2 separate regions of the Homo sapiens genome follow, and region 2 is linked to region 1. Evidence: read pairs that join two places in POLR2A ChIA-PET (ENCODE). Cell type or tissue: OCI-LY7. All regions are shown on one strand.

Region 1 (8,000 bases):
ATAAAAAATAAAAACCCCACAAAAAAACTAAATTATCAACAATTTTTCTAGTCACATGAGCTCATCCAAATGAAAATAACTATATACCCAATATGTTTTGAAAAGATCACACATACTACTCACTATAACAATATACTTTAATGTCTTCATGATGTACTTCTTAGAAACTTCTGCTAAATAGAAAGTCAATATTACAAACATTAAATTTCCTACTTATGCTCTGGTAACATTCTACTTCCATCTAACACAGCCCCTGTACTGTATGGTAATTGTTAACCCAACCAGTTCTTCACTGACTGTGAGCTCCTTGGTGGAGGGAAATGGCTTTTTCTTACCCCCTTTTTATTGCAGTCAGATATACATGACATAAAATTTACCTTCTTAACATTTTTAAGTTTGTAATTCAGTGGCATTAAGTATATTCACAAGGGAATGTGGATCTTTTGTTTTGTTTTGTTTTTTGTTTTGAGATGGAGTCTTGCTCTGTCTCCCAGGCTGGAGTGTAGTGGCATGATCCCAGCTCACTGCAACCTCCACCTCCCGGGCTCAAGTGATTCTCCTACCTCAGCCTCCCAAGTAGCTGGGATTACAGGCGTGTGCCACCACATCCAGCTGAGTTTTGTATTTTTAGTAGAGACGGGGTTTCACCATGTTGGCCAGGCTGGTCTCAAACTCCTGACCTCAAGTGATCTGCCAGCCTTGGCCTCCCAAGGTAATGTGGATTTTTATATATGTCTTTAGTCTTAGTTTTTGTACCTGGCCCATAAATGGCATAAACACTTGTTGAATGACCTACCTAATGAATGAACAAGTGACAGAATTGATGTTTGCTAATCATGTATATAGTAAATACTCTCTCTCTATATATATGTGTGTGTGTGTGTGTGTGTGTGTGTGTGTGTGGAACACACATCTTTCTGTTTTGAAGCCTTCAAGTTTAACAGACCCAGTGGATACAGATACATTTGATCCAGCAGTGGACATAAGCCCCATGCGTGACATTGCCACAGCTATCAAGCTAAGAAGACTGTAGAGAAAAGTCCGGCACATCCTCATTCACTGGCTATAATCAGTACAGATTTGCATTGGGTCAGTTATGGAATCCATTGTGTTGCTTCATAATAGCCGGTTCCCATCATTCAGACTTCCAGAGAACCAGCATTTAAATACCTCTTCCCTCCTTCCTGAGGTGGTGAGTTTGTAAACTGTAAAGCCCTATGCAGAAGGATTCTTGTCATGGATGCAGGTGATAGACTGTAGCAGGAAAAGAGAAGCAAACTTGATTTTATTTCCTTTCTCTTTTTGAAGAAAAGAATATATCTGGCCACTTCTGTGTTTTCTTAAGGAGAGGTGCTTTCATACTCATTTTTTGGATTGGAAAATGCTCTCACCCCTCAACCATCACCTCTTAGCGTTCCCACCAAAACCTCAATCCTTGCCCATGTCTTTGGTTCACCTGCTGTGTTGAGAAGAGGCCTGTGTTCCCACAGTGGAGTGTGCCGTTGCAATGTTAACTCGTAGTTGGTGTTAACTACAGAGCCTATCACAGTTTCAGTTCTTGACTGATGATATAACACGGTTTATTCTCGTTATTCATGGAAATTAGGTTCTGTAAAGTCTTGGCAAACACTAAGCAAATACTGAACCATTGCTGGTAGGGGTAGCTCCCAGGGTCACAATATTTTCGTCAATTGATCAATACATAACCTCATTTTACGTGTTTCTCTTTAAAAACACCTTATTTACTAGATATCGTTGATACATTAACATTGACTTTATGGCCAACAGCACTTTAACTCACCCTGAAAGTTTACTTACCACGTGTATTTTTTCTGTAAGGCACATCACAGACTTCTTGAGCTTAGAACACTAGACAACACATCAGTATTGCACTTGCAGCTCATTTTAAACAGCATCACCAACAACAGCACAGAAATGCAAGAAACACGCCACTAAACAGACCACAAAGAGACACGTTTACAGTATCCCTGAAACAAGAAGAGCGTAGGCTTGTTCGACCTCAGCTGGGAACATTCACAAGAGGTAACTCAAATTTTTCACTGCTCTGCACCTATCTGTGAATGACAACAAGAGTGCCACCAATACTGACACTGAGGTTTACAAATAAATTTTAGCAAGCAGTCAAAGACATGATACACAATCTGTGAATAGTGCACGTTGACTATATGCTAAATCCAAAGGCAAGCTTCTCCATTTGGGGAGGTAGTTTGCTGTATACTGTGGTATAGAGTAGAGCTTCCCAAAGGGTGTGCCTCAGATGTTGTACACAGGAACTGAAAAGTGGACATTACCAGCCTTCAGGGCCACTCAGCTGGGCTGGGGTGATTAAGCCACTGGGATAGTTGCTTCCACCCACAAGCAGCCTAGTAAATTTATCCCAGTGTGCCACACAAATACATCATCTTTTCTTTTCTTTTTCTTGTTTTTTTAGACATGATCTGGCTCTGATGCCCAGGCTGGAGTGCAGTAGCACGTCAGCTCACTACAACATCCGCCTCCTGGGCTTAAGTGATCCTCCCACCTCAGCCTCCCAGTAGCTGGTACTGCAGGTGTACACTACCATGCCCAGCTAATTTTTTTTTTGTAGAGACAGTGGTTTCACCATGTTGCCTAGGCTGGTCTCAAATTCCTGGGCTCAAGCAATCCACTCACAACCGCCTCCCATAGTGCTGGGATTACAGGCATGAGCCACTGCACCTGGCCTTCTTTCTTAATAGTACATTTTCTATGATAAGGATCTATATGTATATGTGCTTTACAATTTACACTTTTCCATGTGATGTAAAAAAAATGGGAAGCACTGGTCTCTATAGAGCATGGTAAGTAAAAGCTCAGTCTGGAATCACATAGGCCTGTCGAAATCCTGATTCTGCCTCTGTCTAGCCAAGTGACTTGAACTTATCTGTGATATCATGAAAATAAGAGTATTCAACTCATGGGGGCACTTCCTTCAATGGGATAATGTATTTAAAGTGCCTGGCTCATTTCCCGGTACAAGATAAGTGCAATCAAACTCTTACGGTTTAGATTTGTTGATAGCCTGGAAACTTTCTTTATTACATAGATGCCATGTGTCCTCTGAGTAGAACAAGAGGTGCATTTAAAATTGAAGAACGAACAGAAGGAACTTCTGTAAATGGGTGAAGGAGCATCCAGACTATAGCAGCCAACTTAACCCAAACAGCTCAGCCTACAGATGCCTTGGTCTACTGAGGCTGCTGGGAGGAATACATTTTGTTTACATTTCAGGAATGGAACCGCAGCACATTTGCAAAATAACCAAGTTTCCACAAATAGTACCCAGGAAAGAGAACGCCTCATCAGCAAAAGTTTCTCTGAAACAAGGTGCAAAGGAGAAAGGCGAGGATAAGGAGTACCTTCAATGCCGAAATACCTTCCTAGAACAAAAGGGTGTCTTGAAGCCTTTGCCTCTTTGTCACATCCGGAAGGCCCCAGCCGGCAATCAGACCTTCCGGTAACCAGCTTCCTTTGCCTTAATAATTCATAGCCCAGCTCATGTTTGGGTTAAGGAGTGGCCACTTTCATGCAATCAACTGAAAATCTTTCCTAAAACTGGGACAAATGCACATGCCCAGATTCAAGCCTTTGAGCTCTCCTCAGTCTGCTTGCTAAGAGGCTTCCTGTTTAGCAGTGGAGCCACATCAATCTGGGATCATGACTCAGTTTGTTTTCATTTCTTTAGTGAATGCTTGTTCAAAACCTGGCCCTATGCTGAAAAGTCCTTAATCTATACTTGGTGATAGTATATAAGTGCCACAAGTTCCTGCTTCTCTTGCCTTCTCATACCAACTCTCCTGGGGGAAATGTGCCCTTATTATCTTCACCAGCATAAAATGCCCTGTTCTTTCTGCATTTGTATCTCCAGGACTAGCCACCAAACAGGGCTGCTTCCTACCTCAGGCAGAGAAGGCCGTGTGTCACTCTCTCCAGGTTTAGGTAGCATGTGGGAGGGAAGGGGGTTGCTGCAGGAGCAGCTTGGTCTCTCTACTGCGTGGCAGCCTTTGGAAGCCTTAAGCGAAGCCTTGCCCCCTAACACCACACATGCTGTAATTTAGCTGAGCACACATCTTCCAAGACCCCCCAGGAGCTGAGACTCCCTCGAGCTCCCAAACCTAATATCGCTTCAGTAACATTTGGTGCAGACTGTGCATTGAAAGAAAAGTTGTAAATACAATGAGGGCAATGTTTCCTGTATTCGAAGTATTGCCATGATACTTTACTAACGCCACTAAAGCAAGCAGTGCTGTCAGACCCCTGACCGTGGTATGAATTCATGCAACCAGTGGCTGTTATCCGCTACTGACAGGTGTGTGAGCTAGGCCCAGGGGGCAACATAAAGACTTGGCCCCAGTCTTCCCAAGGCTTCAAGGCTGCAGGAAGACGTAAGATAGTGTATACTATTAATAAATGAAAAATAAGGAAGGAGGCCGGGCGCGGTGGCTCACGCCTGTAATCCCGGCACTTTGGGAGGCCGAGGCGGGCAGATCACAAGGTCAGGAGATCGAGACCATCCTGGCTAACACGGTGAAACCCCGTCTCTACTAAAAATATAAAAAATTAGCCGGGCGCGGTGGCGGGCGCTTGTAGTCCCAGCTACTCGGGAGGCTGAGGCAGGAGAATGGCGTGAACCCGGGAGGCGGAGCTTGCAGTGAGCCGAGATCGCGCCACTGCACTCCAGCCTGGGTGACAGAGCGAGACTCCATCTCAAAAAAAATAAATAAATAAGGAAGGAACTGCTAGCAGAGCTGTATAGATAGAACGCTAAAGAAGTTTTGGGGAGGGAGAGTATTTTTGGAAAGAAAAGGTTATTTATTTATTTATTTTCATTTATTTATTTATTTTGAGACAGGGTCTCACTCGGTCACCAGGCTGGTGCAGTGGTGCAGTCTCGGCTCATTGCAACCTCCACCTCCTGGGTTCGAGTGATTCTCCTGCCTCGCCTGCCGAGTAGGCGGGACCACAGGCACCTGCCACCACGCCGGCTAATTTTTGTAGTTTTAGTAGAGATGGGGTTTTGCCATGTTGGCCAGTCTGGTCTCGAACTCCTGGCCTCAAGCCATCCGCCCACCTTGGCCTCCCAAAGTGCAGGGATTATAGGCGTGAGCCATCGCACCTGACCAGAAAGACAGGATTATTTTATAGTGCATTTTTGACCAGAGTCTTGAGTGAGGGGGAGAATTGGGATAGGCAGGTAAGGAGGGTTGGGTATTCTAGGTGGAGAGATGAGTGATGAGAAGGATAGTAATGACCCTAATAATGTTAGGGATGGTTAACATTTGCTGACCAGTTACCATACACTAGACACCATGCTAAACACTCTACTTGCAGGATTTCATTTAACGTTCACAACACACCTAAGGGATTAATTATAATTAGTTAATTATAATTATAACCCTCACTGTCCTCCCCAGCCCCCATTTTAGAGCTAAAGCAACTGAGGCTCAGAGAGGTTAGGTAATTTGCCCAAAGACACAGCTAGTGAGCAGCAACACAGGGGTTGGAGCAAAGTCACGTAGGAGGGACAATGCAGGCAAATCGTAGGAATGCTGAGCAGTTTGGTTTTGCTGGGTCTTAGGGCGACACGAATGATAGGCAGGGTTGGGGCCATATCATGGCCCCTTGACCTCAGGCCAGAACTGTGTGCAAATAACAAAATTATCCCAATCCTTTAAAATCTGCAACGATGAAGCGAGCAGGCACTGTGCAAGGCAGCTCCAAAATGTTTATTCAGACTTTCGAATTTACGAAGTCAAAACCCAATCATTTCACATGTCACTGTAAAATTATTTTTATGGCTCAGTTACTCAAATAGCAATGACATTTGAAGAGATTAATACCAATTCAATAAGGGCTTTATTTATTTCTGCAAAAACTTAACTGCAACTTTTAAATCCACAACTGGACTCTAAATCTTGAATTAAAAAACATAAAGACTTCACCTAACCTATGAATTAAAAATAAGCACCATGTGCAAGAACATCTATCTTTCCTGTGATCACTCCTCTGTATGGTTTCCATGCTGGAGTTCCATTTCCAACCAAATCCTGTGTTTGACTTGCGATGGATAGGCTGATACCTGGTGGAGGGACAACAGCATAATGTCCTGATACGACACAAGTAGAATGTATTCGCTACGTGAACTTCTGCAATCATGTGCCTCTCTAAGCTTCTCTTCCTCTCTTCCTTCCTTCTTTCCTTCCTCCCTCCCTCCTTCCCTCCCTCCCTCCCTCCTTTCTTTCTTTCTTTCTTTCTCTTTCTTTTTCTTTCTCTCTTTTCTTTCTTTCTCTCTTTCTTCTTTCTTTCCTTTCTATCTTCTTTCTCTTTCTTCCTTCCGCACCCGGCTATATTTTATTTTATTTTATTTTATTTTTGAAATGAAATCTCGCTCTGTCACCCAGGCTGGAGTGCAGTGGCACAATCTCAGCTCACCAAAACCTTCACTTCCCGGGTTCAAGTGATTCTTCTGCCTCAACCTCCTGAGTAGCTGGGATTACAGGCGTGAGCCACCGTGCCCAGCTAAATTTTTGTATTTTTAGTAGAGACAGCATTTTACCATGCTGGCTAGGCTTGTCTCAAACTCCTGACCTCAGGTGATCTGCCTGCCTCAGCCTCCCAAAGTGCTGGGATTACAGGCGTGAGCCATCGCGCCCAGCTTCTGTTTCTTTCTTTTGCTTTTTACTTCCTCTGTAATTGCAGAATAAGCTTCTGTTTCCTTATGTGTAAAAAGCACAATAATAATACCTACTTCACAAGGTTGTGTAAGGATGAAATGAGACAAGCTTATCAAGTTTTTGGCACTGTGTCTACCAATCTGTAACTCCTCAGTGCAAGATGGTTAATGTTATATTCCACCTGTAAGTGAGAGATGTATGCTGTTTTATCATGTGTCTGAGAAACTCAGTGAGATTCCCTATATCTATGGGTATACGGAGAGGCTTGTTAATTTCCCTAACTTTAAAAAAATGTTTACTTCTATTTTAAGTAGCCCAAAGACCCAATTCGTGGAGGGCTGAGCCAATTTCTTTTTAGGACGTGGTCTGCGGATCCTCCTCATGGTAACTTTGTCTTTCCATTCCCTTCCAATAAACTCAGCACCTTCCACCATGATGCACATTGAAAGCTGAAGTTGCCGATACAACCCTCAAAATGCAAGTTTATTGAAAAACCTGAGAAGAGCACTAAACAGACCAAAAATACCTTCATCCAAACTTTAAAATTTATTTTTTGCCAACTTCAGTAACTGTTTTCACATGAGAAGTCAATGCACAGGAAAATGCTGGTTTTATGGTAGTATTTAGATGTCTTGAAATGCTGAGGGCAATGAGCAGACACACAAACACATTAAGGTTTAGCTGCAGATCAATTAACAAACCTACAAGGTCCCTATGTAATCACACTTTCTAGTTCCAGTTGCTCCTTTTAGACACAAGCAAGTTGCCACATTTTTTGTAATGATTCACAGTCACCATTTATGGTATTGAAATACAGTGGCAAGGGTAAACATCCCTTCATTTCCAGAACCATCCATCCCAGTATGCAACATGCTTCTGAGAATAAGGACAGAATTATTTTTAAAGCCCATTTACTACTGATAAAAAAGAAAAAGGATGTCTATGCAACAGTGTGCAGGTTTTTTGACAAGGCTAGAGCAGACTATAAATTAAAAGTGATATTCAGTCAGATAACTTACTTTGAGCACTGTCTATATAAGTGCTATTTGACAAAAGGAATATAGTCACTCATAGTGTGAGGCAACGCATAAGCAGGGTATCAGAGAGTTTTATCTGCTATCACGGTCTATACAAATAACAATTTACCAGTGAACGAGTATTAACATATCCCTTTCCCTAACTTTTTATGCTTTGTTTCTAATTTTTTCAGAAAGTGCACATTTTAAGTGGTGCACCAAATATTTGTGGTGATATTGGTAAATATTTGTTTTTCTTTTAGAGATGGGG
Region 2 (8,000 bases), 180 kb before region 1:
TTTACAGTGGAATGTCCGTTTGTTTTTGTTTTGTTTTGGGTTTTTTTCTTTTTTTTTTTTTTTTTTTTTTTGAGATGCAGTCTCCCTCTGTCTCCCTGGCTGGAGTGCAGTGGCGCGATCTCGGCTCGCTGCAAGCTCCACCTCCTGGTTTCACGCCATTCTTCTGCCTCAGCCTCCGGAGTAGCTGGGACTACAGGCGCCCGCCACTACGCCTGGCTAATTTTTTTGTATGTTTTGTAGAGACAGGGTTTCACTGTGTTAGCCAGGATGGTCTCAATCCCCTGACCTCGTGATCTGCCCGCCTCAGCCTCCCAAAGTGCTGGGATTACAGGCGTGAGCCACCGCGCCCGGCCTGGTATGTTAGTTTTTGAAGTAAAAAAAATTTAGCTACCCTTCTGATTTTTCAGTAATTCTTGTAGCTTTCAAGTAGCTGGGGACTATAGTCATGCACTGCCACGCGTGGATTTTTTAAATTATTTGACTAGAGATGAGATCTCACAATATTGCTGGAAAAACATCCTTCTTGTCTCTTTTTTTCTTCTTTTTTTCTAGAGACAGGGTCTTGCTATGTTGCCCAGTTTGGGACTTACTATTTTCTTTTTCTTTTTCTTTTTTTTTTTTTTTTTTTTTTGAGAAAGAGTCTTACTCTGTCTCCCAGACTGGACTGCTGCAGTGGCATGATCTCGGCCCACTGCAACCACCACCGCCTCCCAGGTTCAAGTGATTCTCCTGACTCAGCCTCCCGAGTAGCTGGGACTACAGATGCGTGCCACCACGCCCGGCTAATTTTTGTATTTTTAGTAGAGACGGGATTTCACCGTGTTGGCCAGGCTGGTCTTGAACTCCTGACCTCAAGTGATCCACCTGCCTCAGCCTCCCAAAGTGCTGGGATTACAGTCATGAGCCACAGTGCCCGGCAGGACTTACTATTTTCTTTCTTTTTTTTTTTTGAGACAGAGTCTCCTTCTGTCACCCAGGCTGGAGTGCAGTGGTGCGATCTAGGCTTACTGCAAGCTCCGCCTCCCGGGTTCACGCCATTCTCCTGCCTCAGCCTCCTGAGTAGCTGGGACTACAGGCGCCCACCACCATACCTGGCTAATTTTTTGTATTTTTTAGTAGAGACGGGTTTCACCATGTTAGACAGGATGGTCTCAATCTCCTGACCTCATGATCCACCTGCCTCAGCCTCCCAAAGTGCTGGGATTACAGGGTGAGCCACCATGCCCAGCCAAGGACTTACTATTTTCAACCTCTGGTTGTTTTTTTTTGTGTTTTGGTTTTTTTTTTGAGATGGAGTCTTGCTCTGTCACCCAGGCTGGAGTGCAGTGGCTCACTGCAACCTCCGCCTCCAGGGTTCAAGTGATTCTCCTGCCTCAGCCTCCCGAGTAGCTGGGATTATGGGTGCCCACCACCACAACCGGCTAATTTTTGTATTTTTAGTAGAGACAGGGTTTTCACCATGTTGGCCAGGATGGTCTTGAACTCCTCAGGTGATCTGCCCACCTTGGCCTCCCAAAGTGCTGGGATTACAAGCGTAAGCCACTGTGCCTGGCCTACTTTCAACCTCTGATTCAAATATCATAAAGAGGATGACCTGCAGTTAATGCTAGTTGGTTGCTCCAAGAATTTGGTAGCCTGAAAAAATATAGCTGTACATCTATACAATCTTCATAAAGCCCTGAGAGAATTTTTAGGTTAAAAGATGATGTTTGGGATATAGTCTTTTCCTGACCATAAGGAGCCTACCCAACAGTTAGGTGGCAAAGTAAGGATGTATGCACACATAACACAAGGATTCACATTTGGCAAGTTGGCATAATGTTAGCACAATCCAAAGTCCTTTAAGAAATTAAAGAAGGCTGGGCATAGTGTCTCATGCCTATAATCCCAGCATTTTGGAAGGCCAAGGTGGGAGGATCACTTGAGGCCAGGAGTTTGAGACCAGCCTGGGCAAAATGATGAAACCCCATCTCTACAAAAAATATGAAAGTTAGCCAGGCATGGTGTCACACGCCTGTAATCCCAGCTACTTGGGAGGCTGAAGTGGGAGGATCACTTGGGCCTGCAACAACGGAAGTTGCAGTGAGCCAAGATCACACCACTGCTGTCCAGCCCGGGCAACAGAGCAAGACCCTGTCTCAAAAAAAAAAAAAAAAAAAAAAATGGAGATGATATTATTTTTGACTAAAAAGATTTTATGAAGGAGTTGGACCTTGGAGGATGAAGATGAGTTCTGGAAGTTAGCTGGGGCTGACTTTTGGCTGGCGTGCACATGACAGGTAGAAGGGTCATGAGGCAAAGATAGGTTAGAATCTGATTGTGGAGGATTTTGAAAGCAAGACTGACAAATGTATACGTTTTTATTGAAATATTTGTCAAACTATTATGAAATTTGTCACAATCAGCATTTTTTAAATGAAACGGAATATCAGCATACTTTTTTTTGTTTTGTTTTTTTGAGACAGGGTCTTGCTCTTTTGCTGAGGCTGCAGTACAGTGGCACCATCATGGCTCGCTGCAGCCTCGACCTCCCCATGCTTAGGTGATCCTCCCACCTCAGCCCCCCGAGTAGCTGGGCTTATAGGCACACGCAACTGTGCCAGGTAAATTTTGCATATTTTGTTTCACTATGTTGCGCAGGCTGCTCTTGAACTCCTGAGCTCAAGCAGTCTGCCCACTTTGGCCTCCCAAATTGCTAGGACTTTGTATTCTGAGCATGAGCCACTGTGCCCAGCCAGAATTAATTATTATTATTATTTTTTGAAACAGAGTTTCACTCTGTCGCCCAGGCTGGAGTGTAGTGGCGCCATCTCGGCTCACTGCAACCTCCGTCTCCCAGGTGCAAGCAATTCTGCCTCAGCCTCCCAAGCAGCTGGGATTACAGGCACCTGCCACCATGCCCGGCTAATTTTTTGTATTTTTAGTAGAGACGGGGTTTCACCATGTTGACCAGGCTGGTCTTGAACTCCTGACCTCGTGATCCGCCCGCCTTGGCCTCCCAAAGTGTTGGGATTACAGGCGTAAGCCACTGCGCCTGGCCAAAACAAATGTTTTAAATTGCTACTTCCGTATGGTGAGATCAGGGGGAATTTTTTTTCCTCTCCCAATTTTTGTGTAATGAATATGTTTTGCTTTCATAATGAGGAAATTAAAATTATAATTTTTTCATCAAAAAAAGAGTTAAAGGCTCAGAGCAAACTCAAAGGTTAATTTGGTGGGATAGTATGCAGGAGACAATCCAGATGATGGGAGACCAGTTTGGAGGCTACCAAAATATTGTACTCTAGGAACAATATAATAAAATCCATTAGAGTGATAGCTGTGGAAATGAAAAGTAATAGAGACTTAGTGAACAATAACCCTAAGTATACAGTAGTAAAAAAGATGGGAGGGAGAGCAGGGTGTGGTGGCTCACGCCTCTAATCCCAGCACTTTGGGAGGCTGAGGGTGGTCAGATCACCTGAGGTCAGGAGTTTGAGACCAGCCTGGCCAACACGGTGAAACCCCATCTGTACTAAAAATACAAAATTCGCCTTGCGTGGTGGCATGTGCCTGTAATCCCAGCTACTCGGGAGGCTGAGGCAGGAGAATCACTTGAACCCAGGAGGCAGAGGTTGCAGTGAGCCAAGATCACACCATTGCACTCCAGCCTGAGCAAAAACACTGAAACTTCACTCAAAAAAAAAAAAAAAAAAGATGGATGGAAGGGAGGAGTAAAGAAAATCCTTAAGATTTCTAGCCTAGGTCCTAGAATGATAATATAGTATCTGTTAGAGAAAAATACCCGATAAAAAGCTAATTTGGGAAGGTAAGTTGCGTAGGTAAGCTGACTTTGGGTTGTGCCTGAGACTGGTTCAGAAAGGTTAGGGCTAAGGGTAAAGTCTGGGTAGTTAGCTGTCTAGAACTGATGATCAAACCTCTGCTGGAACCTCTGTAGGATGAGTTCATTATCAGAAGAGGTTTGAAGAGCTACAAAAATACAACAGGAAGGTATTACACTACATGCGAAACTGTGGGTTGTAGGTTACAAAGGGCTGTAATTTGAGTTAATAGAAATTAATTTCAGAGAGTCCTCACTGTGGTGAGTATAAGCTGTTTTATGCTGTCGAACTGTAACAAGTTAAATATATTACCTGTGATATTTGATTTTGGAGTTTGATATAAACGGTTGATTAAAAATCCCTTATAAGATCATCTATTTCTCTCCTAATCATTTTAGCTTTTTGTTTAATAAGTGCTTCAATGATATACTAATTCTACATAAAATTAGCTTTCAATAAGTCAAATATAGTTATTTAACTTTAGAGATTTGCTAAAGGGAATTTTTAAAATGCATGCTCAGTCATAGGTGTGAAAAGTATGAAGAGCTTGAATGGCTTTGTTTGAACAAATTAAATGTTTTATTGTCTTTTTGCACTGAAGAATGACAAAAAAGCTTTTAGAATATTTGTAAATACATCTGTCTTTAAAAATGAAAATAGTATACTTGGTGTTTAAAAAGCCATTTCATTGGGCCGGGCGCGGTGACTCATGCCTATAATCCCAGCACTTTGGGAGGCCGAGGCGGGCAGATCACAAGGTCAGGAGATCGAGACCATCCTGGCTAACATGGTGAAACCCTGTCTCTATTACAAATACAGAAAAATTAGCTGGGTGTGGTGGCAGGCGCCTGTAGTCCCAGCTACTCAGGAGGCTGAGGCAGGAGAATGGTGTGAACCCAGGAGGCGGAGCTTGCAGTGAGCCTAGATCGCGCCACTGCACTCCAGCCTGGTTGACAGAGCAAGACTCCGTCTCAAAAAAAAAAACAAAAAAAAAAGCCATTTCATTGACAAGTCACACTGGTAAAAAAAGAAAAAAAAGCCATTTGATAGCTACTGATTTGAATTTGGAGTGTGAAACATTTTTTAAATGCATGAGAATTATAGCACAGATAGTTTTAATCCTTATAGATTTCATTTCAAGCATCCTATTTGTAAGGTGCTATTATATTGGTACAGGTAATATTTTGTCAGAATCTGCATGAGGGATATAAAAATGTTTTGTCAGGTAATACCTCTTTAAAATGAATATACTGCCAAAAATCATACATCCAATCTGCTGACGCCAGAGCGAATGCATAGCTTCACAGCGGTGGATTAGCAAATGAAAAGAGGTGCTCTGAACCCAGTAGAGGAATATAGGAAGTGTCAAGAAAATACTCCCATCCTCCTTTCTTTCCTCCAAGCTCTTAGATCTTTGTGTGATGAGACCCCTTTGGGGATACCCTAGTTACTGTCTGAGTTACTGGAGATCTCTAGGGACAGCAGCCTGGCTCTGCAGCTCCTGCTTTCCACGGTGCCCTTGCCTCTGTCGTCTACCCCTTACTGATTTCTTTCATAAGTAGACAGGGTAAGTGGGCCCCCTGAGCTAAAATATTAATCTCGTGATCCGTCATTCCACTATTCTGGTTTCACGTCTATTTTTAAAAAGATTTTATCTTTGAGAGACCCCCCCCTTTTAAAATGCAAATTCCCCTGGGAGAGGTCAGACCTTAGTTCTTAGCTAACATCTTGATTATCTGTTAGCACCTTAGTTGGGCTTAGTACACATTTGGCTGAGAAGAAGGAATCCCTGGCTAAAAGTGATCAACTAGAAGGAAACTAGCATTTATAATAATAATTTATTATTATTTTATTACTATTGGCAGCTAAGATGTACTCAGGGCCATATTATTAAGTGTCAGGAGTTGTTCTAAGTTAATTCCCTCAACAACCCTATTGGTATTATTACCACTGTTACTTTACAGATAAGAAAACTGAGGTATGTAGCACGTAATTTATGGTCACATAGTAAATCCTGTCAAGTGTTAAACTCGGGGATTTAGATTCCAGTGTGTGCTCGCTCACCGTTTTACTGTAATCCCTCTCTTCTACCATGATGTCTCAGATAGATGACATCTAATCAAGATTTCACCCTTTTCACAATTTTGTATCAAATAGAATGATGTGTTTAATTATAGATGCCACTTCCCTTTGAAGGTCAAGTACTTTGTTATTATCTAAATAGATTTTTTAGCAATAGCTTCAATGAAACAGGTACTTTTTTTGTATTCAAGGGAATTTATTTGCAGAGTAGAGAAAGGAGTAAAGAGGTTAGTGTACAATTTAGCACATACTTAACACTATCTGAGCTGTTTTTATTTAAAACATGTTATTTTTACAATTTTGAAAGTATAGATTAATAAAGAAAGTACAGTAATTTTCAGTCCCATTACCCAGAGGTAACCTCAGAATAAATGTATTCTCACCAGGCTTTTTCCTACTGATCCTTTTCTGAAAGTGTTAACTCATTCTACGTCTTTAAAATTTTGGAATGAAATGATCTTTTTTGCTGGCATTTCCTTCTTCACCTCTGCAAGGATGTTGAACTAATAATTATTTTCGGCCTGGCGTGGTGGCTCATGACTGTAATCCCAGCACTTTGGGAGGCCAAGGCAGGCAGGTCACGAGGTCGGGAGCTCAAGACTAGCCTGGCCAACATGGTGAAACCCCGTCTCTACTAAAAATACAAAAATTAGCTGGACATGGTGACGTGTGCCTGTAATCCCAGCTACTCGGGAGGCTAAGGCAGGAGAATCGCTTGAACCCAGGAGGTGGAGGTTGCAGTGAGCTAAGATAGCACCCCTGCACTCCAGCCTGGGCGACAGAGTGAGACTCTGTCTCAAAAAATAAAATAATATAAAAATTATTTTCTATGGTTTGCCAGAAACATGTTTAACTAAATTTTCTCTGTATTCATTTTATCATTTTGAATAAAAGGTAATACAGAGCCCTAGATCCTTCCCTTAACCTCCAAATTGAGTAAATTCTCTCAACTAATGTTTGTTAAGCACTAATTCTACCTCTGCCCCCTTCTTCAAAACTGCTATACTCCTGCAGCTTTAATTTCCTTATAATTTCTGGACTGCTAGTCTCTCTTAATCACTCGTCCCTTCTCCAGAGCTCTTTGTAATTCAGATCCCTCTGTAACCCACAGATCTGATCATATCATTCTCCTCTACAGATTTCTTCAGTGGCTCTGTGTTGCTCATAGGCCCTAGAAGCAAGCTTGGGGATGATTAGGGCAAGTAATTCTCTGAGTCCCAGGTACCAGCGAGTGGCCTTAGAAGGGGAGTTGCTGGTGTGTGCAGACTTCAGGTGGCCACATGCCCTTGGCCTTGCTGACTACACATTAATAGAGGAGGGTCACAGCAAGGATCCCCTAAAGTGGTTGTTTAGGTCTAGATGCAGACCATGCTACTGTGTGTTGAGAGTAGACTGTTGGTGGCAGTAAGGACAGAAGTGGAGAGACCATCTGGGAGCCTTACTGCAGTAATCCCGGTAAGACTTGATTGTAGCTTGGATCAGGCTGGTGGCAGTAGAGGCACTAAGTAAGTCAGATTCTCAGTATATTTTGGAGGTAGAGTCAATCATTTTTCCTGAAGGATTGATTTAGAGAGAGAGAGTCAAGGATGACTCTAAGGTTTCTTGCCTCAGTACAGAAAGATATGGGATAGTGGAATATATAAATCACTGATGTCTCAATTCTGCCATTAGCAACTATTGTCAAATCCTAGGTGTTCTAATAAAGTACCATATTTGACCAGATTTTAAACCTCTGGAAATTTTTAGAGAGAGGAGTAAATTTAAAATGTGCACTTAAAACGTGTGAAATGGGGGCTGGGCACGGTGGCTCACGCTTGTAATCCTAGCACTTTGGGAGGGTTAGGCGGGTAGATCACTTGAGGCCAGGAGTTCAAGACCAGCCTGGGCAACATGGTGAAACTATGTCTGTACCAAAAATACAAAAATTAGCCAGGCGTAATGGCACATGCCTGTGGTCTCAGCTACTGGGGATGCTGAGGTGCGAGAATCGCTGGAACCTGGGAGGTGGAGGTTGCAGTGAGCTGAGACTGCACCACTGCAGTCCAGCTTAGGTGACAGAACAAGACCCTATCTCAAAAAAAAAAAAAAAAAAAAAGG

What was found. ChIA-PET counts read pairs that join two places held together with the same protein. Peaks named below come from ENCODE experiments on the same cell type or tissue, not always from the same donor. Only the 100,000 strongest peaks of a DNase experiment are listed, where the experiment ranks them.
Region 2: POLR2A ChIA-PET joins it to region 1 with 14 read pairs; 4 of 35 experiments call an interaction of 5 or more read pairs at or near these places.

Annotation. Positions count from the first base shown.
Region 1 is chr12:95,353,878-95,361,877 of GRCh38, reverse strand. It overlaps LOC105369917 (a long non-coding RNA gene), which reads left to right. Exons shown (of 11, transcript XR_001749265.1): 8 at 3,271-3,496. Among named protein-coding and RNA genes, the nearest start is that of MIR3685, 48 kb to the right of the region's middle. In OCI-LY7, no CTCF peak of the experiment used is centred here; DNase peaks (open chromatin) are centred at 2,537 and 3,467; H3K4me3 peaks cover 3,013 bases; H3K27ac peaks cover 4,115 bases.
Region 2 is chr12:95,536,038-95,544,037 of GRCh38, reverse strand. All of the region lies in intron 1 of USP44 (ubiquitin specific peptidase 44), which reads left to right. Among named protein-coding and RNA genes, the nearest start is that of USP44, 11 kb to the left of the region's middle. RefSeq lists an enhancer at 928-1,427. In OCI-LY7, no CTCF peak of the experiment used is centred here; no DNase peak of the experiment used is centred here.